2 separate regions of the Mus musculus genome follow, and region 2 is linked to region 1. Evidence: chromatin loops called from intact Hi-C (ENCODE). Cell type or tissue: left cerebral cortex. All regions are shown on one strand. Links, peaks and the distances in the headings refer to the core of each region. The heading gives the core; the rest is flanking DNA.

Region 1 (16,272 bases), core at 4,271-12,270:
AGCAGAACTTGAGCCGTGGAGGCATAGCAGAGAAGCTCGTGGCTGCCTCTGCCACCCATCTCAGTATTCCTGGCTTAGCGCTCTCCTCGCTGGCAGCTCTGGCTGGTTTTGTAGCTGTCAGCAGAACTGTCTGCAGGTGTAACCATCACCTGCACTGTGTTTCTCCTACTCCAGCACTTCTTCTCCGTCTGAGAAAGGGGGTTGTTAATTATAGCTCAGCACAAAGTACCCTCTCTCTGCTGACACCATAATTGGGATCTAGCTTTGGACAACTGGCAGGATAGATGGTAAGTTTCATTCCCCAGCTTTTCTACTTCCTGCTAGGAGAAGTCTCATCCTCCTACCAGTTACAATAAAGAAGGAGTGTAGGTGGGAAACAACTTGGACTCATGACAGAGACTCCAACATCAGGCTGGTCCTACTCTGCTTTGGTCTCCAAGGCTGAGATGGGGAATTGAAGGACAGACTCCTCTTCTCAGTTACTGATTTACAGTGGAAGCTCAGAGCAGCTCTCTGCAGCTTACCCTGTCTAAGCACTGCAGTTATTGTATTGGGAGTGGGGTGGGGGTGGGGAGGTGGGGTGGGGCCGGGGAGATCACATCAGCATGGTTGCAAAGCCATATTTGATATGTGTTACCAATGCATGGTGGCTGTGCCCTTCTGTACTAAAATCGCAGTGTGTCGTTTGTATGGTGATGGAGAGATTTTAAGTACAAAATAAGAATATACTTACAAATCTAAGCTGTAACCCTTCCTGTACATGAGTGGGTTAGTGTCCACACCCTCTGGATAGCGAGTGTTCTGTTGTATCGCCAAGGCTGTGGTTCTTGGCCCTGTATGTGTCTGAGACTGCGAAGAAGAGCTTGATTAATATGCAGGTCCCTAGGCTGCGATCTTAACTTCATGAATGCCTGCCCAGGCTCAGGAGTGTTCCAGTTAATGCGTTTCACAACAGCTTCTGATGCGAGTTGTCATAGACCTCTAAACATCAGAGGAACAGAACATCTCAGCCTCCAGTGACCCTGTTCTAAACATGAATTAATTTAATAGAACTGTGCCTAGCTAGCCTAGGCATACAGCTTCTGTTTTCTTAATATCTGCCTGGTACATAGCCCAGGAACCACTAACCATTTACAGCAAACAGGAAGATGGCGGGCAGGGGGTGTCCTAAAACCAATCATTTTATCTTATCTCCTACTGTGCCCCTTCCTACTACCCTTGTTCCTTCCTCATCTAAACTTCTTCCACTCTAAGCCCCCACTTCTCCAGAGAGCAGCTCACTTTTGCAAGTCTGATTTGAACCTGACCTGTGCAGGGGTGGTTCTCACATCTCTGGCTTTTCCCAAGACAGCATCTCTCTGTCCCCAGCTCTCTGGTGCTCCATCTTATCCTCCCGTGGTCATTCCCACCCTGCCTTTAGTCACTTGCTCTCCTTTTCCCTTCATGCTCAACCGGGTCCACGTTTCTGATTGCCTTGTAGATTACGGTGTTAGGGTTTTTTTTTTTGGGGGGGGGTGTCGTCTCATGTAGCCCAGGCTGGCTTCTGACTCACTATGTAGCCAAGGATGTCTTTTAATATCTTATCCTTCTGCCTCCACCTCCACACTCCTGGCTGGCCTTGAACTCACGCCATTCCATCTCGGCCTTCTGAGTGATGGGAATATAGACCCGTGCCGTGTGTGGCCTTCTGTTTGAGCCCAGGTCCAGCTTTCTCTTAGTGTCTAGCGTCATTGATGTTCCCCGGTAGCATCCTTGGTACACATTCTTTCTCCTAGTCTTATTCTATTGACTCTTTTGTTTGCTGCACTGCTTTCATGTCTCTGTTTAGCCTCATCAACAGCTCTGGGTTTCCCTGCTGCGTACCTGCCCTTATGGTGAATTCTGGGAGAGACTTGGAATGTACACCCTGGGGTGAGGGGTTGCTTGGCAAAGGGGAAGACTACCATTGAATAACAAATGAACACAGACACAAACTCTGACTTAGTATTTCTTTGCCAGACACGAATCCAAGCCCTTTACAGTGTTTTCTGGCTTTACAAATGCTTTAGTTTTGTAACATCCCTGACTTATAGATAAGGAAATGGGGACACAGTCAGGCCAAGCAATTTACCCAATGTTACACAGAGGTGAATGGTTGAGTTAGAATTTAAGTCTCAGCCTTTCCTTATGCTCAGTGCTTTGCTGAAGGTTGATGGCTAACAAGCAAAGGATGAGAAAGTCACTCATGCAGATATACACTTGCAAGGGAACGCCTGCTGCCCTTGCTCTCTTCCTGTTTGTCCTTCCAAAGAACCCATCTTTTATAACCAGAGAGTCTACTAGAGAGCTAAGACTCCTCATTTTTTCAAGTTCCTTACAGTTCTGTGAGTCTTTCCCAGTCTCATTGCCTTCTTTTCAGTTTCCCACAGCACCCAGAAGCTAGAGAGAAGGGATTTGACCTTTTTAGAAAAGACATCTGATTGTAGATTTATAATCTTGGTACAGAAATCAAAATGCAGTTGTATACTCTGAAAGCAGTGCAAACATGGCTGCCAAATGCCTGCTGCTCAGAACTACAACTCCCAGAATGCAGTGCTGGGGAAGTTTCTCTGACCAGGGTTTGAAACAACCACACTGGCTTCCTTGTAGTCCAACCTCCCAAGCGGCTGCTGCTGCTGCTGCTGCCATGAAGGCTCTTCTAGCAGAAGCAGGTGCAGTGTTCTGCCTCAGATCTGTGCTCAGGGAGTTGGAGACTGGATTTCTCACATCACCTTCCACTCGGCTGTCAAAACCTGACCTTCTCAAAGCCTTCTGGGTCTTTATCACTTCCTCTCCTTAACTTGGTGCTTAAGTGCAGTGATTAAGCAGCTACCTAAGGTAGAGTGATTAGTATGAATAATTGCCCCAGACAGAGAATATTGTAAAGGAGTGTTTCTCTCTTGCCCCTTCGCTAACTTATTAGGCGAAGTGAAATGGGTTGGAGAACAGGGAGCCTCAGGTCTCTAGTTTCAAAAGCAAGCGTATAGGCTGGAGGGTTATTTCATAAGGAATCTCTCACGTCCTTTTTGCTAAGTAGAAGAGGTATGAATCCAATGGCCCCTGCAGCAGCTGTTTCTACCCTTTTAAATATCATTTTCTGGCCTGGCGGTGGTGGTGCATGCTTTTAATCCTAGCACTTGGGAGGCAGAGGCAGGCAGATTTCTGAGATCGAGGCCAGCCAGGGCTACAAAGTGAGTTCTAGGACAGCCAGGGCTATACAGAGAACTCTGTCTTGAAAAAAAAAAGACCTATATATATATATATATATATATATAGTTTTTTTTGTTTCTTTTTTTTTCTCAGAATATTCTTTGTACTCTGAAATATATACCTCCCCAACCATTGCAGGTTGTCTGTTCTGTACCAAATTACATTATGTCTGAGGCTGGTGGGTTCAAGGCCTGAACTGCCTTAGGCTTCTGTTGATGCTCTCTCAACACTGCTGACACAAGTTCACCTTCCAGGGATGTGTGCCAGGTTTTGGTTGTTTGATCTATTGAGTCAGAGCTTGCCAAGTAGCCCCAGTTAGCCTGGAACTCACTATGTAGATCAGCGAGGCTCAAAGTGTGTGCAGTTGCTCCTGTCTCTGCCTTGTGAGTACACAAGGGATTACAGGTGTATACCACCTTCCTTACCTGGTGATAGTTCCTTAAGAACTGAGTAGGTAGATGGATTGAGTCATCGGAGAGACTAGGCAGACTCCAGTTATCAAGGAATTGGTCTCTGTGCGATTTTGATGAAATAGAATGTCCTCTTTGGTAGGCACCAGCTTTCTGCCTTCTGTCTGCACATTTGATTGTCAGCCCAGGCACAGAGAGAGGATTGAAGGCCACACGATAGTCAGAGGGAACTTGTCAGGCTTCTGAGTAAAGAGGACAGTGCGATATCTGTGGTGTGGCACAGTCCCCATGCTCTTGGATTTGTAAAGGAGTCTAGTGGGGGTACCCTCATTGAGTAGGAGAAAGGTCTCTCCTCTTCCTACCCCCTCGCCCCCAGTAGATTCAACCATGATCATAGAATGGGACTTATTAAAAAATTCATCAGAGTTACAGAAATAGATGTGATAGAACCTTTACCTGCTGAGTGAGCTATCTGTCTATCTATCTATCTATCTATCTATCTATCTATCTATCTATCTATCTATCTATCGCCTCAGCCTCTTAAATACTGGGATTAAAGGCATGAATCAATCTCCTTGGCATTAAATTAGAATTTGTTTTGTTATTATTATTTGTTGTTATTATTCCTCGACCTAAATTCTATTACTGGTTGAGGATTTTGGAGCATTTAAAATATTTTGAATTAGAACGGTTCATCTGAGAAAACCTATGTAAATATCTCTAAATCTGACATACTTTTCAGATGTGAAACATTTCTGCTCCCCACAATTTCAGGTAAGACAGACAAAACAGGTACTTTCAACTCATAGAACACGTGTATCAGGTGTTTGTGGTGGGATGAAAAGTGCATCTTCAGGCTCCAAGACCTGTATCTCTCCCTTGCCTTAATCTTAGTTTGGATTGTTGAATTAAGCGTTGGCAAGGCACCTTGGTCTCCTTTCCTGCCTAAAGCGAACATGAATGAATTGCTGATTCTTTTTTTTAAATCTAAAAAGCAGTCTCCACTGGGAATTCGTCTCAGTCTGGACTCCAACTTTGAGTTCTAGGATTAGCCATCATAGGACCCTTCTTTAAATGTGCACACTAACTTTTTGATGATCTCAAGCTCCCTCCTAATTTTTTGATAATGTTTTATCTCATAATTGGCCATCTTGAAAAAAGAAATCTCAAAGGCAAATTGCATCAATTGCCATTTTGTATATTTTTAAACTAAAAATTATGTTTCATATATCATTATCACTATGTATGTGCTTGATATGTTTATATATGAGTGCTGGTGCACATGCGACAGTGCACATGGAGCTCAGAGGATAATTTTCAGAAGTTGGCTTCCTCCTTACATGATGGTTTTTGGGGACTGAACTTCACTCATCGGTCTTTTGTGATAGAATCTTGACCTGCTGAGCTATCTATCTATCTATCTATCTATCTATCTATCTATCTATCTATCCATCCATCCATCCATCCATCCATCATCTCCTCAGCCTCTTAAATACTGGGATGAAAGGCATGAATCAATCTCTTGGCATTAAATTAGGATTTGCTTTGTTGTTATTTGCAGGGTTATATAGCTCAGGCTGGCCCCGATCTTGCTATGTAGCTGAGGATAACCTTCAAGTTTTGATCCTCTTGTCTCCAGCTCTTACGTGTTAGGGTTGTTGCATGTATTACCATGTCCCGCTCATGATTTGCTAGGGATTGCACCCAGGGCTTTACGCATGGGAAGCAAGCACTCCACCAACTAGAGCTACATCCCCTGACTCTCACTTGGTTTCAACTGATATTTCCTATTTTCTAAGTCTTCAGGAATTGGGAGGAGACCGAGGAGATACAGAGAAGTGGTGGGAAACTGGGAATAGATTTCTGGAGGAAGATATGCATCCAATCATATAAGGTTGAGTTCAATTTTCAGTTTCTCACTGCGAGACCTTAGACAAGTCACTTCACAGCTACAGATCTCAGGTTAATCATCTCGGTGTCACGGATCATAGAGTATTCAAGGAGATGATGGGATTTGGAGACACAACTTAAATTCCGGAGCCCTGTGAAAACGGAGAGTGGACAGTTTCATTGCTCTGGTCGTTAAGCCAGACTCGTGTACATTGATGCGCGCTGGGTATAGTGTCTGTGTGGTGATGTTTTGAGGAAGAAAATAAGATCATTTTCTCGTTTAGAAAAAAAGTGGCAGTAATTCAAAATGTTAACAAAAGAGTTGTATCCTTTAAGGGCTATATCCACTGTGATTGAATCAAACAATCATGACCAAAGAAAGGCAGTGCTGAGATTGGATTCCAAGAGACTTGTGTGTGGAGTAAAGAGGACTTCAAGGCTCATAGATTGCCTTGCTTTGTTACCTGGCTTACAGACATGTTGTGTTACTGAGACTCCTGCAGGGGAGGGGACAGAAGAGAAGACATTAAGGGACCTGCAGGCCAGGATGCCATTGCAAGGATATGAACACTTAGAAGTGTCCCTTGATGGTGAGTCTGGGTCAGGAAGGTTTGTCACCTGAGCAGGCTGGGCTAAGCAAGGACCTTATAGGGTTAGATTTCCTCCAGCATATAGACACCATCTCCCTGATTGTGCAGGTAATATTGGGGAGGCATGACCACACCTTCAGGTAGAAGCAGCAGATCTGTCTGCAGCCAGCCATATTTGCCTTGTCTACTGATGTTTTTGGTGTATGCTGGTGCCATACGTTTTTGTGTTAGGCTATGAGGTTGGGCTTGAACTGAGTAAGGTAATATGGATGAGGAGAAATGAGGGAGGGGAAGGACAAATGGTCTGGGGGCTGGATTTTGAGCAGGGTCTCAGGAAGAAGGGAGGAGTTTGGAACTGAAGACATTTCTCCAAGAATCATAGGGTTTTGTTGTTGTTGTTGTTGTAATTGTATCTTAAAAATGACATTTATTTATTTGTGTGTGTGTGCCTGCCCACACATAGCACAGCGCTCATTGTCGAAGTCAGAAGACAACTTGCTCCATCAGAAGTCAGTTTGCTCCATCATGTGTGTCCCGGGGACTGAACCCAGTTCTTCAGGTTTAGCAACAAAGGCCGTAGTCACTGAGCCATCTCCCTGGCCCGATAACAGATTTCCTGGTAGATTTATATAGTAGAAGCCTGAGTGGAAATGACTTTTAGAGGCTGACAGGCTTGCACTGACCTAATTTTTTTCTTTTTTTTCTTCTGTGACTTAGATCCGTAAGTTGTAAAGTGGATCTGTAAGCTGCCATTTTTTTGATCACTCTCTATGGGCTTAAAATGCTGGACACAAGGGAAGCCTTGTCCTTACCAGGCCAAGTGGGCCTCACTCATGGGGAGGAGATGACCACGGAGGAGGATATGAGGCATGCTTGAGGGCTTGGATCTGTTTTGCCACACCTCACTTTCTGTGGGGGAAGTGCAGCTTATAGCTTCTGCCGAGTGTTCTCTTAGGAGTGTTGCTGTCTTCCATCGGTGCCCGCTCCGGCACACAGGATGCTTACAGTGAATACTGGCATGGTGCTTTGAGTGCGCTTTTTTTATTTTTTCCTTTCTTAGCAGTGCGAGCGGTCTGCTCTGCTTTTCCGTGAGACCGAGAGTACTCTGGCCAGTTCCCTTCTCTCAGTGGCCCTCTGACGGATAGAGGCTCTCCCAAGCTGCCTGCTTTAAGGGCCAGAGAGGAAGCTGTAGTTGCTGCAAGCTGAGCTGACTGTCCCTGCCGGGCAGAAAACCTAGAGTGATGAATGGGGCTGGATGAAGTCATCCTGCTCCGCCAATCAGGCTGCTCCAACGGAGCTAGGGGCCTTTGCGGATCCAGCTTGGCTGCCTGCTGCTCTCTCATGCACCTTTAGACAGAGGCTGTGAGTCTCTGGGAGTGGAGTTGGGGGTGTGGGAACGGCCCGCCCCTGGCTTCTGTGTAGGCCTCAGTCAGTCTGAATGTTATTGCAAGGTGAGTGGCTTTACGGGGAGTCCCTTTCCCTTCGCCTTCTCCACTTTGCTGTGCCACTCAGCGCGGTGCCTCCAGCTCCTCCTCGCACAGAACCTACCCCTGCTTCCATCTGAGTGCCTGCACCTTAACACCTGCCCCCTCCAACCCAAACCTTCGCCTTGCCTTGTGACCCAGCACTGGTTCAGCACCTTCCAGCAGCCTCTGTCCACATGTGCGCCTTGTCCTCATCTCTGGGTACCTACCAGTGATGGGGCAGTGATGGGGCAGTGATGGGGCAGGGCATCCACTCTGCATCCTCTCCCCCCAGCAGGGGGAGCCTGGGGAGACCCACACTGCCCTTCTGAGACCAAGTACGAGGGGAGGGGAGATGGACTGACTGGGCCTCATGGGTATTTGTGGGGATATTGACCGCCCGCTTCCCTAACTGGCTGGGAACCCCCGGATGTTTTCCTCCATTACCAACTGAGGAGGTACCAGGGGACCCCTCTGGAGAGTGGAAGCAGGTCTCATTCTCCTGGCCTTCCTTCCAGAGGGGGTGGTGTCCTCTTTCTGGGTGGACATTTGTGACTCTGCCTTTTCTCCCTGGATGGTGCTCTGCTCCCCAGGCCAAGCCGGGGTCATGGATCCGGCCGACGTGGCGACGGCAAAGGTAGGATGGAAATGCTGCCGGCCGCACTGTGCGTAAGTGGTTTCGCTCTGCGAGTTCCGCCTTTGGTTCACTTTTTCTCCCCTCCTCTCCCTCAGCCCAGCACTCAGGAGCAGTCAGGGCTGTGTCAGGAGAGGGAAATGACCTCAGGAGATGGGAGGGTGTGTCTTGTGCTACACAGCACACCGGCCACCTCTTATCCGCATATCTGAGCCTGTGGCTGGAGGAGAATAGGAACGTGGTCACGCCGAGGGCATTTGCCTGGACTCACTTTCCATTTCTGTCTTTTTCTTTAGCTATTGCTCAGCTTTCTGTTTATCTTCATCCTACCTGCTTTTGGCTCCCCTGTTCTCTGTCTTCCTCCTCTGCCTCTTCCCGATTCTCCTGCTCCATGGGCTCATCCTAACGCTGTCTCTCAACTTCTGTGTTCTTTCCCTTGCTGCTGTGTACCGGCTAGGTGGGAGGTTGTGGACTGAGCAGCCTTAGGAGTGGAGACAGCTCATCCTGCAGCCGACATTGGCCTTGGAGCTGGTGAGGCCTTGGTGCCTGAGTGACAGGCGATGTCCCTCCCCGAGCTCCTAGGAGCTCCAATGTCTGGCCGGTTTGAGTCTCTGAGGAGTAAAGGTGGCTGGGTGCTGTACCTATGGCCTTGGACACACTAGAGGGCGATGTTGAATACTGTTCTTATTCTGGACGCTGCTGGCAATTAGAATTTTGCTTTTCTGTGTATTTTTCCAAACAAGGAGCCTGAGCCATTGGTAGTAACTGGAGGAGGCAAGTCTCAACAGCTCCTCCCCAACCCCTGTCCTGTGTACAAGGAGACACCTGTAGTTTGGCCTTTACTGGGGGCCTTGCTGTTTGGCCAGATGGCCGAGTCTCCATTCTCACAGAGGTGGAAGACTCGAAGAGGCTCAGACTTCTGGAGCAGGTTGGGTTCCCTGTGATGTGAATGGAAGAGAGTGTGAGAAAGGAGGCCCAATCAGCCAGGCTGATGCAAGCAGAACTGTCTGGGCAGGTTCTCTTGGAATCATCGACTTGAGTGATTCTTCCATTCCTCTGTGCTGTGTGATCGGAAGGAAGTTACTTAACCTCTCTGAGCTTTCACCTTTTAGCCTATACGAAGGGGAGAATGACATTTATCTGTGGTTTACATCAGATGAGATCTGACGCACACTTGAGGAAGAGCAAGGGAAAGAACTCAAATGAGAACAGATTACCCAGGACTGCGTCCCTGCCTTCGTACTTTCACGAATACTTAAATAACCAACCAATATATGGGATGCCGCAGGGTGCTGTGCATTGGCTGTTATGGGGGCAGGCATCTGGGCTGTGTTTGGATCCAAAAGTGTTTGCTGTATGCAGTGTGCTGTCTGGTTGGGATGCTGCTGTCCCTGACTTGGGTGATGCTGAGCCAGTGATCTAGCTCTTGAACCTGTAAGTGGTTTGTCACCCACCTGCCAGCTTTATGGCATGATAGTAGGGTAAAGTCTAGGCAAGGCGTGGCCTTGGGGGCACTGGGGAGTTCTGGAGTGAGTTCGGAGAGATGTGGTCATGTTGTGTCTGTATTTGCATGTGGGGGTGGAAGCCTACACAGCCCTGTTCTCCTTAGGCCATTCTATACCTTAGGCTAGGTCTCAGGTCATCTCCGGTCACTGCTGTAGAAGCAGAACTCCAGTTGGATCATTCCTGAGGTTAGCGTTTGCTCTCAGGTTCTGGACCACAAAGTTGCTGGAACTGAGAGTATTCAATCCTAGGACTTCTTTAACCCTCTCCGATCCAAGCTCTTTGAACAGTTATCTCAGGCATCTTCCATCTTGGCTCGTGAATCACCAAGCCATGAATTGGCTTTATAGTCCAAGGCCCATGAACCTCCTGCACTCTTAGGCAGAACTTGACACAGAGTGGTTTGATGACGATGTCACCTGTGGTTTCCATCAGTTCTGCAGAAAGCTTATAACTCGAAGCTGAGGCATCTTGAGCTGATTCAAGATGCTTTCATAAAGAGGTTGGTTGTATAGGCCAGGTAGAAAGCCCGAAGCCCAGATTCAAAGAGACTATGTTATGGCTGGATGCCCTGGACCCATGAGAATGTAAAAAGCCCGCGAATAGCTGAGTAAAAATTCATATTGTGATTCACAGGTCTAAATACATGTAAATGCCCCCTCTTACCTTAGCCCGCCCTGCTTTATTTCTGAGTTGCTGTTTTCACATATTCCCCCAGCCCTAACACACTGAACTATGTTGCTACAGAAAGAAATAGCCTTTTTTGAGGAGGTGTGGTCAGTCCTGATGACAGCATCCTTATCTGATTCCATTCATTTCCTGGAGGAGGGCTTGGAGGCGTGGCTTCACTTCCGGGAGTCTGGATTCTGAGATTCTATTTTCACGACACTGCCCGTTTTGTTTCTTCAAGGTTCCAGTTTAAGATTGAGGTATCTCAGGTTTTAATCTGCGAAGGTATATGAAGGATAGCTTGCATTCAGACAGTTTTTGATCTCTTGAGAACAGACACTAGAAGCATTTATGAATCCTTCGTTCAGTGGAGGTGTAGTAAATGCCATTGATGGGGCAGCAGAGCCAGGTATGGGGGCTCAGAGAAGAATAGCACGTGCCATGTGGGTGGGCGCTCACCAGCTTTGGGGGAAGTCAGGTAAGCAAACAGGTTATGGCAGCTCAAGATAATGACAGTCAGCTGGGCATATTGGTGCACGCTTTCAACCTCAGTACTTGGGGAAGCAGAGGCAGGTGGATCTCTGTGAGTTTGAGGCTGGTCTGGTCTATACAGAGAATTCCAGAACAGCCAGACCTACATAATAGAGAAACCCTGTTGTAAAAGCTGAAACAACAGCAACAACAATAAACAAAACCAAAACCTAAACAAAACAAAAAACAAGGCAATGAGGGCCAGAAGAGGAATGGCTACCCCTGGGGAACACAGAAGTACTTTCTGATTGGGCAGGCTGGGAAGGAGGTGGTCAGGAAAGTGAGACGGTGGGCAATGGGATAGCTGTGACTGGAGGTACACGATTCTGAGTTCAGATTCTAGCATGCCCATCCTCTCTCTCTGTGAGCTTGAGTGAGTTACCTTGGCCTCTGCTGGTCTGTTTCTTTGTCAATAAGGACATCCACACCATAGAGCTGCCTTGGAGATTCAAGGACATTGCTGGGTTTGGGTGGATGGTCACTGATGGCAGCTGCTCATGGAGACCTTCTCAACAGCAGAGGGAGACTGCAAGCAGGTGTCTCCGTGCTTGGGATTTAGCTAGTGGGTAGAAGTCAAGGCCAAGGGCTGGTGAGATGGCTCAGTGGGTAAGAGCACCCGACTGCTCTTCCGAAGGTCCAGAGTTCAAATCCCAGCAACCACATGGTGGCTCACAACCATCCGTAACGAGATCTGACTCCCTCTTCTGGAGTGTCTGAAGACAGCTACAGTGTACTCACATATAATAATAAATAAATCTTTAAAAAAAGAAAAGAAGTCAAGGCCAAAGACAAAATGAGAAATACAAGCACAGAATAGAAATGTTCTGAGAGCCTCATAAGATACTGAGATAGTCAAAAATGCTGGGGATAAGAACTCTAAGCTATCATCAGACCTGCTTAGGAGCAAGACCCTCCCACTCCCTGGTAGACAGACAGGAGAGTTTCCTTATTTTGCTCCAGATTTTTATATTATATTTACATATCAATAAACTGTTCTTTTGAGGCAGGGTTTCATAGGTTAGCCCAGGATATCCTGAAACTCAGACTAGCCTTAAATTCAAAATAATCTCCCTGCCTCAGTTTATCCATTGCTAGGATTAAAGGCATGAACCATCATGCCTGGCACATTTTATTTTATTTTTATTTTTATTTTATTTTATTTTATTTTTTAACATGTTGGTCTTTCTGTATTAGGTCAGGAACTCCTTGAGCACTGAGATTTATGGTGTTTGTTTGTTTATTTGTTTTTGTATATTGAGATAGGGTTTCTCTGTGCAGCCCTGGCTGTCCTGGAACTCACTCTGTAGAGCAGGTTGACCTTAAACTCATAGAGGTCCACCTGCCTGTGCCTATTGAATGCTGGTATTAAAGGTGTGCACTCCCATTGCCCATTGAGTTTTTATGCTTTTGTTTGTTTGCTTGCTTTTAAGTTTACAGATGCTCTGACATCTTTTGTTTTCCACAGGAAAAGATCTACTACTCAATAATGTTTGGTAGATTAAAGGTAAAGACCAAGTTGGAGAGAGTGCAGCAGCAGATAGAAAGAGGAGAACTGATGGGTAACAAATGGTGGTAGAAGAGAAACTTTAGCCATAGTTTGGACGTAGGACTGATTGGACTTACAGTCTAATTAAATGGGAGCTGAGAGGGAAGGAATCTAAGGTGAGGTCTCCATCTCTCAGTGAGTGACTTGATAATGATGCTGCCTTCCATTGAGGTATCACATCAGGTTGGAGTCAGGAGGCGTAGACCTGGAGTGAGACAATTTGAGTGCCATGAGCCATCTAGGTTAAGCTATCCAGGAACAATGGAAATCTGTGTCTGAGGTCAAGGGAGTGGTTGTAGATGCCCATAGAAACTTGGGTGTCATCAACATATCTCCAAGGCATTCTTAAAGCATTCACGTCTCATTGGTAACCTCTGTGACCCACATGACATTGAAGGACAGAGACCTTCAGAAGACCCCCATCTCAATTCTCAAGTCACCTGTAGCTGATCACGAAGCCTCGGAATCACAGTGCCCTTTTTCCAGAGGGAGACATTTCCAAATTTTTTTTTTTAAATCCAAGAAGGGAAACCATACTAAATGACCACTTCCATAAAATGACCACTGTTCCTACTTATATTTAAAAAAACAATTTAACATGAAATTAAAAAGGAGGTCCTGTTGAAAATTAAATAATTAAATATATTGATCCTTTTGAAATTTACTGTGTTGCTCTAACTATTCCCAAGCTCACCATGGATCCATGCACATCCTTCATCATGGGGACCAGATATAGGGTGGATGCCTTTAATCCCAGCACTTGGAAGGCAAAGGCAGGAGGATTTCTGAATTTGAAGATGACAGGGCAGACCCTGTCTCAAACCAAGCCAAACCAAGCCAAACCTATATCATGATTCATACCAGCCTCTGGGTGCCCCTGAGTCATCAAATATGACCAGTGGCATAATATAAGAGGCTATAGGTTCATTTATTATGAGTGCTAACCACAAGACAAAGGAAGTAGAACTATTAAATTCCTTGTAGTAGGCTGGTCTGATGTCTTTTGGGGTGTTGAAAGACTGTATCTAGTATCAGAACCCTTAGGTGATTCTCACAGCCCCCAACACACACCACTGCTGCCTTCTCAATCCTGTGCAAAATAAGAAAATATCCTGAAGGTAGAAAGTAAGTCAAAATCCATACTCATTCAGTGCAGCCCGCTCTACCCCAAGAAGCTTGTATGTATATCTTGGCAGTGATGGCAGCAGTACACATTAGCAGCACAGTTTTGGACCTGCCATGCAAGTAGGAAGTGCCTATCTCAGTAAAGGATGACATCAAATACTGGGTACCATTTTTGGGCCAGTGCTCTCAAATAAAGTCCAGACCAATCAAGAAATAATTGTCACAAGCTGACTCTGTGTAGGGTAGCTGAGCCTCCCACCATGACTTGTCAGCTGATAAGTGAGCGAAATGTTTACAAACCGTGTTCACTTTGAAAGCCAGAAGTGAGATATCTTGATTAGATAGGCCTCTCCCTGGGAACTATTGTTTTAAACTCTGTTATTTGGTTAATGTCTTATCCTTTTTAAAGTTAAAGTCCAATGAGGCCATTGGGCCTGTCTTTTCAATGTTACACTGAGCCTGGGTCATGAGTATAGTGTCTGTTCAGTTGAATATGGACTTAAAAAATGCCACACACAGAAAAGACACAACGATATCTAGGTTCCTGGTAAATACTTAATTCCGTGGGAATGCTTTGTAAATAGTTGATCTCTTGTATTGTTTAAGGCAATACAGGTCCGTAACAATAGTGTAATAGGAAAAACTTGGAAAAGGTAGAGACGTGTGCAAGAAGTAGAGCAGGAGCAGTTGACTCTTCTAGTACATGATGGTGGATCTGTAGACGCTGGGTAGAAATCTCCTTGGAGGTTAGAATGCGTTCATCACTCACTTGCTTCATGTACGTTATAAACTTCTGACTGCCTGGTGCCTCTGCTGCTGTCATTGCCCTTTTGAGTAGTAAGTGATGGGTCTGAGGCTTAGAGAAATAAGCAAACTTCCTTAAGGGCACGGCTGTGAGGTGTGGATTTAGATTGAAGTCTGATTCTAGAATCCGGTTGCTAAACCATGGTATATTCACCTGGAACTAAGGCGAGTCTGGGGTCTGTTAGCTTACAGGCAGTTCCATCAGGCTCCTCCCAGAGACCTAGCAACAATTTAAGGTCATCATATGCCAGGTGTGGGCTGGATATAAAAGGACTGCCCGCCATCCCAGCTCTCTCTCTCTTCCCCTTGCTCCCACCCTCTCTCCCACCTTTATCACCTTCTCTCTCATCCTCTTCTTTCCTTCTCTGTGGTCTCCTCTTCTCTAACCTCATGGCTCTGCTCCTGTCTGTCTGCCTGTCTACATGTCCATTCATCAGTTCCTGCCCCTTTCTCCAGGTCCTCACTCCTCTCCCTTCCCCCAGGAAGCCCCTTTGTACCAGATCTGTTAATGCGTAATTACACAGGGAGCATCCCTTGGCATGGGTCCCACAGGTGCCTGCCCGCTTCATTGTATTCCATAACAGGGTCAGTTGAGAACGTGCCTCCTCAAGGATGGTTTTAGGAATACGCCACTTCTTTGCCAACAAGAGATTTTTTCGCTATCTCCTTGGCCAGGAGACTTTGACTGTGGAAATGAGCAACACTCAATTCATCTGCCATTCTTGCCATTCTTGCCCTCCCACCTCCCCTGACCCCCATGGCAGTACTCATGTAGCTTAATTAAAAAGGAGAACTCCTCACATGGGTAGGAGAGCAAGAAGCAGCTGCTGTGGGTGGGTGGATAGGTGTTCCCTCCCCAGGGAATCAGAGTCTGTGAGGCCCTGACTGACTTCTATCCGTGATTCACCTGGAGCCTAGAGGAGCAGCAGGGCCATTAGAAACCTGCCCGGTCCTTCCTTCTGGCATGCGACACTTGTGTCTCTGCTGTGTGTATAGTTACAATGCTGAAGGGAGGCCATTGTCTCTTTCTTTGGTGGTGGGGTAGGGTTTCTGTGGTTAGTCTGATGATCAGGCTTCAGCCTTCTTGGAGCTGCCCTTCTGTCTGTGGGGAGAAGAGTTCTTCTGAGACAAGACATGGGGATGTGTTTGGCATGCAGATAAACCAATCTTGAGGCAACAGGTGGGCCTTCGGGAAGTGGGAGTGGTTTTGGAAGGGGATGAGAAGGTGGGATGGATCTTCTTAGGCGTGGTGTGAAGGCCGTCCTCTTTGAGAGTTCCTCTGAGAGAACCAGGGACATTCTTGTGTCCATCAAGCCAATTTCTTTGGAAGGAGACTACCTAGCTGGGTGTCACCCTTACCCTTTTAATCTCAGTACTCAGGAAGCAGAGGTAGGAAGATAACCTCAAGACCAGCCTGGGCTACAGAGTAATGTCTTCCTTGTCTTAAAAAAAAAAACCAAAACTAAAGCAAACAAAACAAAACACCAGGTATGTCAAGAGCAGGGAAAAGAAAGAGAAGTTTAGCTGGGTTCTCAGCCATCATGACTGTAGCTGATCATCTCTGTGGGCAATGGAGGGTCCTAAGCTAGAGAGGGCAGAGGTCCTGTGGTCCTAGGTATCCCTTTATCGTTTAGCTTTTCCCATTTTTACCAATGACCACTGTCTTAGTTATTTTTCTACTTCTGTGAAGAGACACCATGACCAAAACAACTAATAAATAAAAGAGTTTATTAGGAGCTTGCTTACATTTCCAAAGGGTTAAAGTCTATGATCATCGTGAAGGGGAACATGGCCACAGGCAGGCAGGCAGGCAGGGAGGCAGGCAGGCAGGCAGGGAGGCAGGGAGGCAGGCAGGGAGGCAGGCAGGCAGGCAGGGAGG
Region 2 (16,272 bases), core at 5,326-13,325, 140 kb after region 1:
AATGTGTTCTTGGATTCGGTTAGCGAGAATTTTATTAAGGATTTTTGCATCGATATTCATTAGAGAAATTGGTCTGAAGTTCTCTATCTTTGTTGGATCTTTCTGTGGTTTAGGTATCAGAGTAATAGTGGCTTCATAAAATGAGTTGGGTAGAGTACCTTCTACTTCTATCTTGTGAAATAGTTTGTGCAGAACTGGAATTAGATCTTCTTTGAAGGTCTGATAGAACTCTGCACTAAACCCATCTGGTCCTGGGCTTTTTTTGGCTGGGAGACTATTGATAACTGCTTCTATTTCTTTAGGGGATATGGGACTGTTTAGAAGGTCAACTTGATCCTGATTCAACTTTGGTACCTGGTATCTGTCCAGAAATTTGTCCATTTCGTCCAGGTTTTCCAGTTTTGTTGAGTATAAGCTTTTGTAGAAGGATCTGATGGTGTTTTGGATTTCTTCAGGATCTGTTGTTATGTCTCCCTTTTCATTTCTGATTTTGTTGATTAGGATTTTGTCCCTTTGCCCTCTAGTGAGTCTAGCTAAGGGCTTATCTATCTTGTTGATTTTCTCAAAGAACCAACTCCTCGTTTGGTTAATTCTTTGAATAGTTCTTCTTGTTTCCACTTGGTTGATTTCACCCCTGAGTTTGATTATTTCCTGCCGTCTACTCCTCTTGGGTGAATTTGCTTCCTTTTTTTCTAGAGCTTTTAGATGTGTTGTCAAGCTGCTAGTATGTGCTCTCTCCCGTTTCTTCTTGGAGGTACTCAGAGCTATGAGTTTCCCTCTTAGAAATGCTTTCATTGTGTCCCAAAGGTTTGGGTACGTTGTGGCTTCATTTTCATTAAACTCTAAAAAGTCTTTAATTTCTTTCTTTATTCCTTCCTTGACCAAGGTATCATTGAGAAGAGTGTTGTTCAGTTTCCACGTGAATGTTGGCTTTCCATTCTTAATGTTGTTATTGAAGATCAGTCTTAGGCCATGGTGGTCTGATAGGATACATGGGACAATTTCAATATTTTTGTATCTGTTGAGGCCTATTTTGTGACCAATTATATGGTCAATTTTGGAGAAGGTCCCGTGAGGTGCTGAGAAGAAGGTATATCCTTTTGTTTTAGGATTAAATATTCTGTAGATATCTGTCAGGTCCATTTGTTTCATAACTTCTGTTAGTTTCACTGTGTCCCTGTTTAGTTTCTGTTTCCACGATCTGTCCATTGATGAAAGTGGTGTGTTGAGGTCTCCCACTATTATTGTGTGAGGTGCAATGTGTGCTTTGAGCTTTACTAAAGTGTCTTTAATGAATGTGGCTGCCCTTGCATTTGGAGCGTAGATATTCAGAATTGAGAGTTCCTCTTGGAGGATTTTACCTTTGATGAGTATGAAGTGTCCCTCCTTGTCTTTTTTGATAACTTTGGGTTGGAAGTCGATTTTATCCGATATTAGAATGGCTACTCCAGCCTGTTTCTTCAGACCATTTGCTTGGAAAATTGTTTTCCAGCCTTTCACTCTGAGGTAGTGTCTGTCTTTTTCCCTGAGATGGGTTTCCTGTAAGCAGCAGAATGTTGGGTCCTGTTTGTGTAGCCAGTCTGTTAGTCTATGTCTTTTTATTGGGGAATTGAGTCCATTGATATTAAGAGATATTAAGGAAAGGTAATTGTTGCTTCCTGTTATTTTTGTTGTTAATGTTGGCATTCTGTTCTTGTGGCTGTCTTCTTTTAGGTTTGTTGAGGGATTATCTTCTTGTTTTTTCTAGGGCGTGGTTCCCGTCCTTGTATTGGTTTTTTTCTGTTATTATCCTTTGAAGGGCTGGATTCGTGGAGAGATAATGGGTGAATTTAGTTTTGTCGTGGAATACTTTGATTTCTCCATCTATGGTAATTGAGAGTTTGGCTGGGTATAGTAGCCTGGGCTGGCATTTGTGTTCTCTTAGTGTCTGTATAACATCTGTCCAGGCTCTTCTGGCTTTCATAGTCTCTGGTGAAAAATCTGGTGTAATTCTGATAGGCTTGCCTTTATATGTTACTTGACCTTTTTCCCTTACTGCTTTTAGTATTCTATCTTTATTTAGTGCATTTGGTGTTCTGATTATTATGTGTCGGGAGGAATTTCTTTTCTGGTCCAGTCTATTTGGAGTTCTGTAGGCTTCTTGTATGTTCATGGGCATCTCTTTCTTTAGATTTGGGAAGTTTTCTTCAATAATTTTGTTGAAGATGTTTGCTGGTCCTTTGAGTTGAAAATCTTCATTCTCATCCACTCCTATTATCCGTAGGTTTGGTCTTCTCATTGTGTCCTGGATTTCCTGGATGTTTTGAGTTAGGATCTTTTTGCATTTTCCATTTTCTTTGATTGTTGTGCCGATGTTCTCTATGGAGTCTTCTGCACCTGAGATTCTCTCTTCCATCTCTTGTATTCTGTTGCTGATGCTGGCATCTATGGTTCCAGATTTCTTTCCTAGGGTTTCTATCTCCAGTGTCGCCTCACTTTGGGTTTTCTTTATTGTGTCTACTTCCCTTTTTAGGTCTAGTATGGTTTTGTTCATTTCCATCACCTGTTTGGATGTGTTTTCCTGTTTTTCTATAAGGACTTCTACCTGTTTGGTTGTGTTTTCCTGTTTTTCTTTAAGGACTTGTAATTCTTTAGCAGTGTTCTCCTGTATTTCTTTAAGTGAGTTATTGAATTCCTTCTTTATGTCCTCTACCATCATCATGAGATATGCTTTTAAATCCAGGTCTACCTTTTCAGGTGTGTTAGGGTGTCCTGGATTGGGCGAAGTGGGCGTTCTGGGTTCTGATGATGGTGAGTGGTCCTGGCTTCTGTTAGTAGGATTCTTACGTTTACCTTTCGCCATCTGGCAATCTCTGGAGTTAGTTGTTATAGTTGTCTTTGTTAAGAGATTGTTCCTCTGTTGATTTTGTTACCCTCTATCAGCAGGCGTGGGAGACAAGCTCTCTTCTCTGAGTTTCAGTGGTCAGAGCAGTCTCTGTAGGCAAGCTCTCCTCTTTCAGGGAAGGTGTACAGTTATCTGGTGTTTGGACCTCCTCCTGGCTGAAGGTGAAGGCCCAAAACAGGATCCTTCCCAGAAGCTGTGTTGCTTTGGCCAGGAAGGTGGCCAGTTGTCTGGAGTCGAAGATGTCGCTGCCTGAGAAGCTCTGTGGCTCTTGTCCGGAAGGAGGCCGGCCGTCTGGAGCTGAGGATGGCGCTGCCTCAGAAGCTCTGTGGCTCTTGCCAGGAAGGTGGCTGGTTGTCTGGAGCTGAAGATGGCGCCGCCCAGAAGCTCTGCGACTCTCGCCAGTCCCAGAAACGGCTGGCACTCTGTATTCCACACGGTCACCCGTGCAGCCTGCCCTCCGCGGAGTCCCGGAGCCAAGAAGGCTCCCGCCGGCGCCTGTGCCACGAACCTCTCAGGCCGGGCAGACCCCCGTGCTCTCACCAGGAAGGTGGCCGGCTGTCTGGAGCTGAAGATGGCGCCGCCCAGAAGCTCTGCGACTCTCGCCCGTCCCAGAAACGGCTGGCACTCTGTATTCCACACGGTCACCCGTGCAGCCTGCCCTCCGTGGAGTCCCGGAGCCAAGACGGCTCCCGCCGGCGCCTGTGCCACAAACCTCTCAGGCCTGGCAGACCCCCGTGCTCTCACCAGGAAGGTGGCCGGCTATCTGGCCCCCCTTTCTTGTTAATCTGTCTATTGAGATTGCCGTTGGTTCGATCTTGTTTATGCAGACATATATCTAGGAGAGACTGTTTCACATTAGGCGTCCTAATAATCTGGCTCTTACAATCCTTCTGCCCTCTTCAGAGATGTTTCCTGAGCCATAGATGCAGGAAGTGTGACATCAGTGTATTTAGTGGGTCTGGGCTCCCTACAATCCTGCGATCTCTTCTTGTGTCTAATATGTGTAGTTTTCAGGTTTGCTCTCCCTTTGTTGTAAGGAGGAGCTTCCTTGATAAGGGAGATTGCTACACTTATCGGACAGAGGTGGCTCATTAACCATAGTCGTTTTCCTGATTGGGCTAACTGAGGTGGAAAGACCCACCCTGAGTGTAGGAGGACCATTTGATGGTCTGGGTCCTGGTCCGAACGAAAGGGATAGGGCCAACCGAGCACCGGCATGCATTAATTCACTGGGAGCTTTGGTCTTGACTGTGGATGTAAAGTAACCAGTTCTCTCAAGCTTCATCGGCTGTGATTCTCTGCTACGATAGGCTGTAACCTGGAACCATAAGCTAAGTAAACCCTTCCCCTCTATTGTCAGGCTATTTCATTAGAACAATAGAAAAAACAATAAGACATCACTGTGGATCCAGATTTGCCCAACAGCTGTGTGGCCAGCACCAGCCCAACACACCAGTCCCCCAAACTGAAAGGAGACAAAGGGAGGGATCTATTCAGGATTTGTTCAGGTCTTTTGAGACCATAACTTAACTTTTTTTCAAGATTTGCACTTCTGAAAGTCCTTGTAAAAGAGTGTGACTATGTTTGATATTTTACAAAGGCACAGTGATGGACAAATGATGTCCCACTGAGAGTCCCTGAGGTGTGTAGCTGTCAGTTCCTTCCTCCTGCCTCAGACCCATTTTTCCCTTCTACACCATGATGGCAACCCTCCCCACGGCTCCAACTACACACATTTCTACTCTTGCCTAATAACTTTATAACTGGGTGTTTTGGGGACTGTACCTACTGGTCGCCTGTGGTATCGTCTCAGAATCAAAGATTTGCCTTCAGACTACCACATAGACACATGAGACTTCAGTAATGCTCCCCTCACAACACACAACAGTAGAGACAGACTCACTTTTCCTGGAGAACTGAAATGAGAAACTTAACTACTGTTTTCCTCTGGATAAAGAAATACTGAATACTGATAATTTTCTTTCATGTTTAAATCTGTAGATCCTAATAAAATTCTTGAAATAAAAAAGAATTAAAGATATTCATAGTCTACAGCCAGAATAAGACATCAACAGCGAGAAGATGGAATATTCATCAATAACTGTGAAGCCAAATAGATTAAACAGAAAATAGATAGGACCAGAGAACAGGAAAGTTACACCCCAAACAGGAAAAAAATTGCATAAAGAGTTACATCCAAGACAGATCCTAAAACAAAGGCAGGATTTCAACAGGAAGTGTGATTCTAAAACATAACGCTGTTTCCAGGAAAGCAGCACAAGCAGACTTGTACAGCATGGAAATAGGATCTGAGATGGAGAGAGTGAGTGATTTATTTGAATGCTGTGTACACGGTGGGAGAGATAAAGATGCACTATGTTGGCAAGCTAACTGACAGTCAATGCCCATTTAAGGATTTTGGAGTGTGCTTGCTGGATAACACGATTGTAAAATGATATGATTAAGTGTATTTAGAAAAGTGAATCTGGAGAAATAGGAAAACTGGAATAGGAGGAACAGAATTGATTACAGAAGCAATAGTGAGTGGGAAGTTGGGGGCTGGGGTAGGGTACAGTAAGCTGGAGAAATTTGATGTTGGAAGAATCATGAGGTTATCATTCATTGAATATGATCACTGGGCAAGATGTGCAGTAAAGGAGGAAGTGTCTCTCTCATGATGGCAGGTGCAGGAGCAGAAAACTTCCAATACTGACCACAGAGGACATCAGTCCATAATATATGTGTCTTATCAAGATGATAGCTGGAGTGGGGTTTGGGGAGAAGCATAAAGTCTTGGGTATTATTTGAATGATTTAGGTTTGAGATACTGATGCTGCTCTTGGTGATAACTTGCTCTTGGTGAAGTCATGGAAGTAGAGTTTATGAAAGAGACAAGATTAGAGAAGGTCTAAATGTAGTGGGGGTAGAGGAGTAGCAGACTGATCAAAGTGACTGGAGATCAAAGCAGTTTGGCATCAGGGAATAAGTTCAGAGAAGGTTCCATGTCAACAGGAAGTTCTGTAGCAAGGAATAATTCATAGACAAGTTAGCTATGACCTTAGAGGAACTATGTAGGAGAAGCAGGAAGTAAGAACACAATAGAAGTTAAATCGTGGGTGCAAGTGGCTCTTTTCTACGTTCAGAACATCTGATAGAATTAAAGAAGGACAAGGAGATGATGAGATTTTAGGAGAAGTAAGATACGACTCTATGGGCAAAACCCTAAGACAGAGAGGGAGAAATTGAAGATCCAGGAGAGAGTTGCTGGAAAAGCACAGTACTGGGCAAGGGACATGGGTCAAGAGCACCAACTCTGACTTGTAAGGTCAAGATTTAGAGGTGGAGGGGTGTATTAGTCAGGGCTCTCTAGAGTCACAGAACTTATGGGTAATCTCTCTAAAGTAAGGGAATTTGTTAGGATGACTTACAATCTGTAGTCCAACTCCCCAACAATGGTCAACTGTGAATGGGAAGTTCAAAGATCTTGTAGTTGCTCAGTCTCATAATGCTAGTAGACTCCAACAGATGTGCTGGCAAGTAAGTGCATACAGGCAAAGAAGAGCAAATCTTCCTTTTTCCAATGTCTTCATGTAGGTCTCCAGCAGAAGGTGTGGCCCAGATTAAAGGTATGTACCACCATGTCTGGATCTGGGACTTGTTTTGTCCCAGGCTGACCTTGAACTCAGAGATCTCCTTGCCTTAGTCTCCTGGGATTCATAGCATCTATGTCTCAAGATCTCCATATCAAGATTCAGGACAGAAATTTGTATCTCCCAGCCTCAAGATCTGGATCACAGGTAAGCCTTTAAATTCTGGATTGTAGTTCCTTCCAGATATAGTCAAGTTGACAACAAGGAATAGACACTAAAAGGAGGAGGAGGAGGAGGAGGAGGAGGAGGAGGAAGAAGGATACACTGAGGTAGGAAAAGAAGAGTTTGAAGTTGCTCAAATGACAGAAAATACATCAGTGAAACCACTAATAAAATCATCTGTCATGAGAGGTGAGCAAAATAGAACTCAAAGAGAATGAGAATAAAATAGAAACATTTCTGGGAAGTAGGAAGAGAGATTAATTAGAGGCAAATGAAGGTATATGTATGTATGTATATATATATATATATATATATATATATATATATATATATATATATATATATATATATATATATATATATATATATATATATATATATATATATATATATATATATATACATACATACATATACACATATACACACACATATATATATACATACATACATATACACATATACACACACACACACACACACACACACACATATATATATATATATATATATATATATATATATATATATATATATATATGATTATCAGTAGAATCAGCAAAGAATGGGTTTACTATAGATCTAGACAAATGGCTGCAGGGGTTCATCACCAATACTCAGACACTACCCCTGAAGACCAGGGCAAGCAAAGTGGAGCACAACTTCAAAGTGTTGGAATAACCCAGGGCATTAGTAACTATATTTATGAGGTAACTAATGGTATTCAGCTCCACAGAGATGATAGAAAAGGAGAATAGTGGGCTGAGGGACATGGCTCAGTGGGTCATGCACTTACTGTGCAATCATGAAGACCTGAGTCCAGATTCCCAACACCCATATAAGAAGCTGGATTTGGTGACTCATGCCTAATCCCGTAGTGGGAAGAAGAGGAGGAGGGGGAGGGGAAAAGGGAAGGGGAAGGGGGAAAGGGGAGGGGAAGGGGAGGGGGAGGGGAGGGGGAGGGAGAGGGGAAGGGGTGGAGGGGAGGGGGAAGGGGAAGAGGATCTCAATGGCTCATTTGTCAGCCATGGTTGCCTATTGGCGACTCTAGGTTCAGTGAGAGATTCTGTTTCAAAATAGTGGTTGATAATGATGGTGGCGGTGGTGGTGAAGTGGAATGGTAGATGGAAGAAGACACCTCCCTGTATCACAGTTGCATAAAGAAATGTTTGGTATAAAGACAATGAAGCTTCCATGAAGAAACTCTATGTACACAGTGCACTTGCTCATCCATGTAAGTTCATATAGAGGACAGAGGTTGATGCTGGGTGTCTCCCTCAGTCACTTCTCTGCCTACTTTTTGAGATAGACTCTCTCAATGAACCATTTTGGCTAGGTTGGCTGGCCAATGGGCCTTCCTTGATCATTTTATTTATTTATTTTTGTTCTTTCTTGAAATAATGATCACATCATTTTCCCCTTCCTTTCCTCCCTCCAAACCATTCCATATATTCATCAGTCTTAGTTAGGATTTCATTGCTGTGAAGAGACACCATGACCACGGGAACTCTTAGAAAGGAAACCATTTAATTGGGCTGCCTTATAGCATGTATAGAGAGAGCTCCTTCTGGGTGGCTTTTGATCTTCTCTTTTCTTCCTTTCTGTTATCTCTCCTTCCCTTTCTTCCTTCCTCTGTCCCTCCCTCCCTCTCTTCTTTGCCCCTCCCCCATTCTCCTACCTCTCCTTCTTCCTTGATGGCAGGAAGGAGGTAGAAAAACAGCTAGGAATCTATTCCAAGTGATGTAATCTATTTATCCTGCTAGTGGCCTGTTGTTGATAAGCCCTGGCTTCCACTTCTAGACAGCCTGGCTCAGCTGCCTGGAAACCTGTAGCTCACCAACAGCTTTCCTGGAGTTTCCTGTCCAGGCAGCCTGATGCTCATTCCAATGCAGCGAGGTAAGATGAGCATCATGACAACTGCCAAGTTGGAGGGCTTTATTTAGATTTCCTCTTTCTGCTTTCAATTCACATGACTTGCCTTGTCTCAATGAGAAAAGGGTCCAAGCCAGCAAAAAATACTTGGGCTGTGGAACCAGAGCCACTGGTGGAGGGCACCTTTGTTTTTGAACCCATAACCACAGTGCTAAGACCCCAGCACCCTATTCTTGAGTGTGAGTGCTCCTCAGGAGGCTGTTGACAACACCTCATCAGACCTGGATACCTGCTGCATGTTTGACTTGGACCTGCTCTGGGTTCATATTCTCCAGTACATCTCATCCATGATGCCATCTTGACCCTGACCTGGGCATTGCCTTTGTTAACTGACATAAAAGGGAGGTAATTCATTCTAGCATCTGGTATATGAAAGAGTCAAGATTGGCAGGTAACTATTACATTCAGAGACAGGAACAGTTAATCACCAACCATATATATATATATATCTCAAAGCAAGAAGAAATGGATGGTAGACTATAAGCAAGTTTTTAGCTCAGATACAATATAAAAGCATTTGACTCTGAGAGCACTTTCAAAAGTTCAGCTTAACCTGTCTTGAGTGCATGAAGCTAAGATCCTATGGCAAAAGGTTCAAGGAACTTTTATATTTTTCCTCTTTTTTTAAAATTAAAAAGAAAAACACGTATACTGTTTTCCATACAAAGAGAGCATGAAATTAGAGGGAAAAATACATTGATGTCAGAGAAAACTAAGATGCACCCAAGCCCTTTGCAGCCTGTAAGATTGCACTCTTAAGATGCTGTATACCTAAACCTCAGCTCTCCAAGGAGCAGCTGCATTTGTGTAACTGTGATAAGGTCAAAGAGCTGAGGAGGGAGAGAGAGCATATTAATTAATTTTCTCATTTCTGTGAAAAATATATGACAACAAACTTAAAGAAGAAAGAGCTTTTTTCAGATCACAGTTGAAGGGTGTGTGGTGGTTTGAAAAGGTATGGCCCCCAATAGAGTCATGTGCATGGTCCATACCTTTTCAAACCTTTTGGAGTAGGTGTAGACTTGTTGGAGGAAGTATGTCACTGTGTGGCGGGCTTTGAGATCTCATATATGCTCAAGCCATGCCCAGTGTGATTTACAGTCTCCTTCTGCTGCCTTCAGATCAAGATATAGAACTCTCAGCTCTTTCTCCAGCACCATGTCTGCTTGCACACTATGCTTCCTGCCATGCTGATGATGGGTTAAACCTCAAAACTGTAAACAAGCCCCAATTAAATGTCTTCTTTTACAAAAGTTGATGCTGTCATGCCATCTCTTCACAGCAATAAAACCCTAAGACACTTTATCTCTTAAAAAGGTTTTTTATTATTTTTTTAAATGGGTATTCATGTGTATCTGTATGAATGCATGCTAAATGTATTTGAGTGCCTGAAAGGACCAGCAGAGGGCGTCAGTCTTCCTATTTTTTTATTTTATTTTATTTTATTTTATTTTATTTTATTTTATTTGGGGGTGGAGGTGGGGAGGTTTGAGACAGGGTTTCTCTGTGTAGCCCTGGCTGTCCTGGAACTTACTTTGTAGACCAAGCTGGCCTCGGACTCAGAAATCCACCTGCCTCTGCCTCCCAAGTGCTGGGATTAAAGGCGTGGGCCACCACTGCCCGGCTTATTTTATTTTTTAAATAAGGTCTCTCGACGGCCTGTGACTTGCTAAGTAGGATGGACTGGCTGCCAGCAGGTCACAGCTTTGCCTGTCTCTATATCCCTGAGACATAATGGTCATTTTTTGGGGGGCTGTGAATTCTGAGTATCACACTCAGGCCATCCTGCTTTACAAGGCAAGCTCGTTACAGACCGAATGATCCGCAGAGCCCCTGACTGCGTTTTTCTGTCCATGAGTGTGTTGATCTTGCACGGAGTGGTCTGGAAGTTCCGGAGGATTACTTAGAGCATAGGGATTTATTCATGAGGAGCCCAGCTTCCTAGCCTCCTGAGTGTCGGTTCTATTTGTACTATGTCCCAGAGTTTCCATGGAGAATGAGATGCAAGTTTCCCAGAGGTAACTTGCTCAATACACCCTTCATTGGCTTTTTTTACACCACTCTCTATCAATAAGTTATGGGTACTCGAACTTGTTACAGGAGTTGCTTGGGTGGGGAGACCCAAAGCACCTCACAGTGTCTGAATACTGCCAACCTCCCCAGGTTCAACTTACACCAAGCCTCTCCTGCTCATTGGGCTCTAGTCTCGTTGCTCTCTGTGAGAGCTATTTTTTCCTCTGTATAGGATTAGCTCTTTCTGATCTTTCATGCTCATGCTTAACTGTCATTCCAAAGAGATGATCTTTCACCACTGCATGGAGACAGAGACTCATTCTTCCACGTTGCACCCTGGCTTTGCATTCTTGGCATAGATTATCATTTGTAACGGCGCAACTGTCTCTGTGTATAACGACATGCAGTCTACTGCCTCCATGACGGCAAGCTCTACAAGTTAAGGAACAACTGCTGGTTTTTCATATTTCATATGATGCCTAGAATAGTATATAAAGTATATTTTGCAGTCACTAAATATATGGGGAATTGAATGAAGAAGCCTGAACTAGGAAATAGTCTGAGAACACTGTGTTGGTCTCTGAGTAGATTTTGGTAGCGTGAGAGTGGAAAAATAAAGAAGTTATAAAAGGATTTGTGTTGAGCTGTCTGCAGCCGTGAAGAATACCCAGGATTTACTGAGGAAACAAGGCATCCATGGAGCTCTTGCTGTTTACCTGGCTTTGCTCCAGGCCTTCTAGGGATGCGCACTGCATAATGCAATGTCTGCAGCCTTGCAAGCTTGCAAAAATGGGGTCAGTGGTCATGTCATCTACCGATGCTATCATTTTAGGAACATCTACTAAAATCAACTCGGAAAGGCAAAGCTGAGACACTTTAAAAAATTATATCTAGAAAACGTTTTAATATTAAATGATTTTACAGTAGAACAACCATGGAATTTCATAGCTGAACAAGATTGATGGAATTAATTTTAGTATCCCCTGGGAGAAGGTTTGTAGGGGAATCAGCTGAGTCAGTACTTTTCGTTCTTCTTTATTTCTTGATGAATATGTATCTAAAATAATGTATAAGGAAACAGAATGACTATGAATCTGTGAAAGTATAATGGAAAGGGATGGCTCAGTTCCTAGTTTTACACATCTCTCAATAGCAGCACTACAGGCCACAGCTGATCACAGTACAGCTGACATGTCATGTTTTATTTAGTTCCTTGTCTCTGAGCTGGTCTCATGGTTGGTTCTCTGTGTAGCTCCAGGCTCTTATGTGGGTTTGAATGTAATAATTCTTGCTTTCTCCTGCTCACAGCTACAAGATATTTAAGATGGTGTTTAGTCTGGGAACTCTATTTTCCAGCATTCCCTACCCTGGGTGGGAATTAGGTTTGTGCAAAAGAACTTGCATCAAATGCAGGCGATCACGTGAAGGAACAGCCCTTGCCCTAAGAAAAGCATCACAGAAATGCCATGTAGATGGAAAGGAAGGTTCCCCCGTGGTCTCAGCTGGTCTTTCTCACCTCTGACTGACCTGCTTCCAGTTTATTTTTAGACTACTGGCTCTGTTGAACAGCAGCAGCCCGCTGCAGTAGCCGGTGGACCGCTTCGTCTAACTCCTTTACGAGTCTCTTCTGTGGTTCTGCTTCCATCTGGACAAAGTGTTTTTCCAGAATTCCCTGCAAGTTTTGACCTCCTATGCTAGCGTATTGACTTCCTGTGCCAGCTGCCTTCTTTACTCTTGATTCTTGAACTCTTCCTTCTGACCCCACAGGTTTCATACTTCACAGTATCTGCCAAGTTAGCTCATTTCATGGATTTGAGACATTCTGTATACAAAGTGATAATCACCATAAACAAATGGACACTTTCTATCACTGGTATATTGGATCTGTGTATTAAACCTTCAGTCTAATACAGGAACTCTGTGCCTTTTGGGTCATCACATTTACCCCAGAGCCCAACTCCATGTGACACCATTTGAGTGACTTCCCTGCCTCCTCTGTTTTCTCTTCCCTTTTTCCTTTCTTTCCATCCTCCTCTTTCTCCCTGCTCCATTGTGTCCCCCCCCCCCCCGCAGTCATGAGAATTAAACTCAAGGCTTCATATATGTTGAACATGCACTCTTGCTCAGCGACACTCTCAGCTCTGTCTTAATCAATGAATTCTTTGCTGAAGGAAATGTTTAGTGTATTCATTTTTGAGAATTCTGTATGTTAGTACTATGTTTACATCTTTCTCACTTGATCCTCTCCCTTCCAACTCCTCTCATGTCCCTTGTTAAACTCACGACTTCTTATTATTGTTAGAAGTTTGTGTGTGTGTGTGTGTGTGTGTCTGTGTGTTGTGTGTGTCCGTGTGTGTTTTAGGGTTAGCCATTTGAGGTTGGATAACCTATCAGGAGGCTTGTTCCTGGAGGAGGCTGATTCTCCTTTTTTAGCATCCATTAATTGCCTGTAGCTCTTCATAGAAATCAGGATAGGTGAGGCCCAGGCTGATCAGGGACTTTCTTTTTGAGGTATGGAGAAAGAACTTAGTTCCTTGCCTAAACCAGGCACATGTTTAGAAAGGCTTGGGGCCAGGGTCTTGGGGAAGCTTCTGTTCTCCAGATCCTGAGAACTCAACCCTACTTCCCAGCTTGAAGGGCTGTGGTTATCAGTCCCAAGGTCACTGAGCTCTTGGTCTGAGCTGCACTTGAGCTATCCTGTGCTGCCTTAGTGCAACCTTGCTTGATTAGGTCTCTGGGACTTCATGATTGCATGATAGCTATTTGCTTACTCTGTTTCATTCCTATATCTGAAAACTGTATATAAGTTTTTCCTAAATCAGTCCACAATCAAGAAAATGCCTCACAGGCCAATCTGGTGGGTATGTTTTTCTCAATTGAGGTTTTTCTCTTCTCAAATGACTTTAGCTTGTGTCAAGTTGACATAAAACCAAACAGCACATACTCTGCAGAATACCGATATCTACAAGGGTGATCTAAAATCTACCAGTGAAACCAACAAAAACAAAAGCCAAACAACAAAAACTAGTGTTGTCTTCCATCCTTGAATACTGTATTCTTCCTCAAACATCCAGGCTCTTCCTGAGACTTGTAACTATGCAGTAAGCTTTTGTAGGCAAGTTATTCAGGGTTTATGGGAAGGGTCTTATCCAGGTATAGAGAAGACAGCTGTGGACTGAAGAGAGAGAAAGGGGGAGGGGGGAGGATGGGAGGGAGAATGGAGGAAAACGAGAAAAAAGATGGAAGGGAGGAAGGAAACCAAGAGGGTACTGACCCTATGTAAAGATCCTAAGTCCTCCTTTGTAGCTATACTTGATCGCAAAAACATCAGATGTGGTTAGAGATGACAAAAACATTCACAGAAAAATGGAATTCCCCCAGGGTAAAAGCACCTTATATAATAAGATGACAGAAAATGATCCTCAGCGATAAGTGGAAAGGCTATGACCACAAATCAAGTGCAGCATTTTCCATGGTACTGGGAATTCGGAAGTAGGTGACATTGCAGCTCAGCATAAGATCTAGAGCTGAATTTCTAGCTTTTCCCTCTCATTGATACTGTTTGTATTCTTGGGCTAGTGACTACCATTTCCTGGGCTGATGTCTTCTGACAGCTTGTCACTGTTTTACACATGATTCTTTGATCCATCCGTTTCAAACATTCATTGAGTTAATAAATCAATCATCAGACACCTATGGAGCATGTGCAGTATGCCAGGCACTCTTCTTGGCTCTAATGGCAAAGCAGTGTGTATGACAATCTGCCCTCATTCGGGCGCGATGGTGCCCACCTATGGCCAACACTCAGAAGGCAGAGGGAGGAGAATTGCAAGTCTGAGGACAGCCTGGGCTACATGGCAAGACTTGACCTCATTCCTACCCTTGAAAAGCACAAGTAAATGATTAAAAACGATCATCTTCGTTACTAGGGATACACCCTAGTGAGGGTAGCATGTATGCTTTAAATCCTTCACAGTCCTAATGATGCAAACATTGCAGGGATTGTGTAAGTTATAAGAGACCTGTGTTCTAGTCTCAGTTGTAAATCTGAGTTATCATCTCTCTTTGTATTCAAAGATGCATTCAGCCCAGGAATATTGAAAAGACAATATATTCCAAATCAGATACTGAATCCTGAAGAGAAAAAAGTATCTCAAAAGTGAGCTGCCCCCCCCCCCCCACAAAGCTTTAATCTGCAGGATTTATTTATTTATTTATTTATTTATTTATTTATTTATTTATTTATGTGTTTCTCTGCCTGTCTGACTTTATGTATCTGTGTGTGAAATGTTCTTAGCTGGGTTCCTTTTTTTTTTTTTCGAGACAGGGTTTCCCTGTATAGCCCTGGCTGTCCTGGAACTCACTCTGTAGACCAGGCTGGCCTCGAACTCAGAAATCCGCCTGCCTCTGCCTCCCGAGTGCTGGGATTAAAGGTGTGCGCCACCACGCCCGACAGCTGGGTTCCTTTTAAGCCTGCAGTGTGCTGTCATTGGACAAGAAATGCACATGTTGGTCACATGAAGCCAGCTCAGACACAATACACGCAACTGGTGCCCTTAGCTATACCTGGCCTTCCAGGCCATGCCCAAGAAAGTATCAGTAAAGATCAGGATTTTGGGAGTCAAAAGAGCATTACTGTTGTGTATTTGGACATGAATCTGTTTGGGGGAACACTTCATAATTGTGGGTTACAGGGAATCTTGAAGGAGGGGAGGGAGGGGTAATGCTTTGTTTGGTCTGTGTACCACACCCCCATTCTCATCTTAGAGTGGATGGTCCGTTTTAGTTCCTGCTTGTTGTCACATTATAAGGGGGAGGTGCTTTTTCTCCTGAAAGAGTTTCCATGGCAACCTCATCCAGCAGGCAAAGAACAGCAGCTCTCTTAGCTTCAGCTCAAAGGTTGAGAGATAAAAATATACTCTCATTAATCCAGGATCCATGTATGGTTAGGACAGGAATTACCTGAAAGTGTCAAACCAGCTGGGGTGAAATTTGATATTTTCTTGCATTTCTTAAGACACACAACAGACCACCAAAGAAAGAGCTGGTGCTCTGCCTTCAGCCCAGCTCCTTGGGAAGCAAGGCTGCTTCCGTGAGGCTGGATTTGGCTGTTAGCGTTTCTCTCCGAAGATCTCTCCCCTGCACTTTCATATTGCAAAAGATCCTGTGACCTGGGCGCCAACATGGCTGGATAGGAAAGCACAGAGTACAAATGCTAGTTCAGGGTTGATTATTATACCCTCACAACTCGAAATCAACCGTTTAGCCACAAGCTTCACGACACCTCCGCGTTTCTTTTCTTTCTTTCTTTTTTTTAAGCTTTAAAACTCTACCTTCCCCGATGAACGCCCAAGTGAACAGTGAGGCTTAAATGAGGGCATAAATATGGAACATTTTTCCGGACGTGGGAAAGCTGTGCTAATGTACACGGCGAGGAAGACTATGATTAATGTGCTCGAGCCTGCTAAGGGAGGGTGTGTGGGAACAGGCAGTGCCGCTCTCCCTTCTGGGTGGGAGGGGAAGCCGTGCTCCCTCAGCAAAGGGACATTCGCTCTCAAACGGGCCACGCCCACAAGGTAGAGCTTCCATCCCCCACCCCCACTAGAAGTGCAGTCTCTGCCTTAAATCCAG

The links. A loop is a pair of places that touch in the nucleus more often than their neighbours do. Peaks named below come from ENCODE experiments on the same cell type or tissue, not always from the same donor. Only the 100,000 strongest peaks of a DNase experiment are listed, where the experiment ranks them.
Region 2: a loop joins it to region 1, with 2.0 times the contacts of the local background. A loop is called at or near these places in 5 of 42 quality-filtered maps.

What each region holds. Positions count from the first base shown.
Region 1 is chr9:40,383,626-40,399,897 of GRCm38, reverse strand. All of the region lies in intron 2 of Gramd1b (GRAM domain containing 1B), which reads left to right. Among named protein-coding and RNA genes, the nearest start is that of Gm51668, 25 kb to the left of the region's middle. In left cerebral cortex, for the core only: CTCF peaks have their summits at 7,320, 7,880 (motif pointing right) and 8,875 (motif pointing right); DNase peaks (open chromatin) are centred at 7,391, 8,799, 9,177, 10,548 and 1 more place; H3K4me3 peaks cover 2,216 bases; H3K27ac peaks cover 3,431 bases.
Region 2 is chr9:40,241,563-40,257,834 of GRCm38, reverse strand. No RefSeq gene overlaps it. Among named protein-coding and RNA genes, the nearest start is that of Scn3b, 20 kb to the left of the region's middle. In left cerebral cortex, for the core only: a CTCF peak has its summit at 10,001 (motif pointing right); DNase peaks (open chromatin) are centred at 11,354, 11,838 and 12,068; H3K27ac peaks cover 666 bases.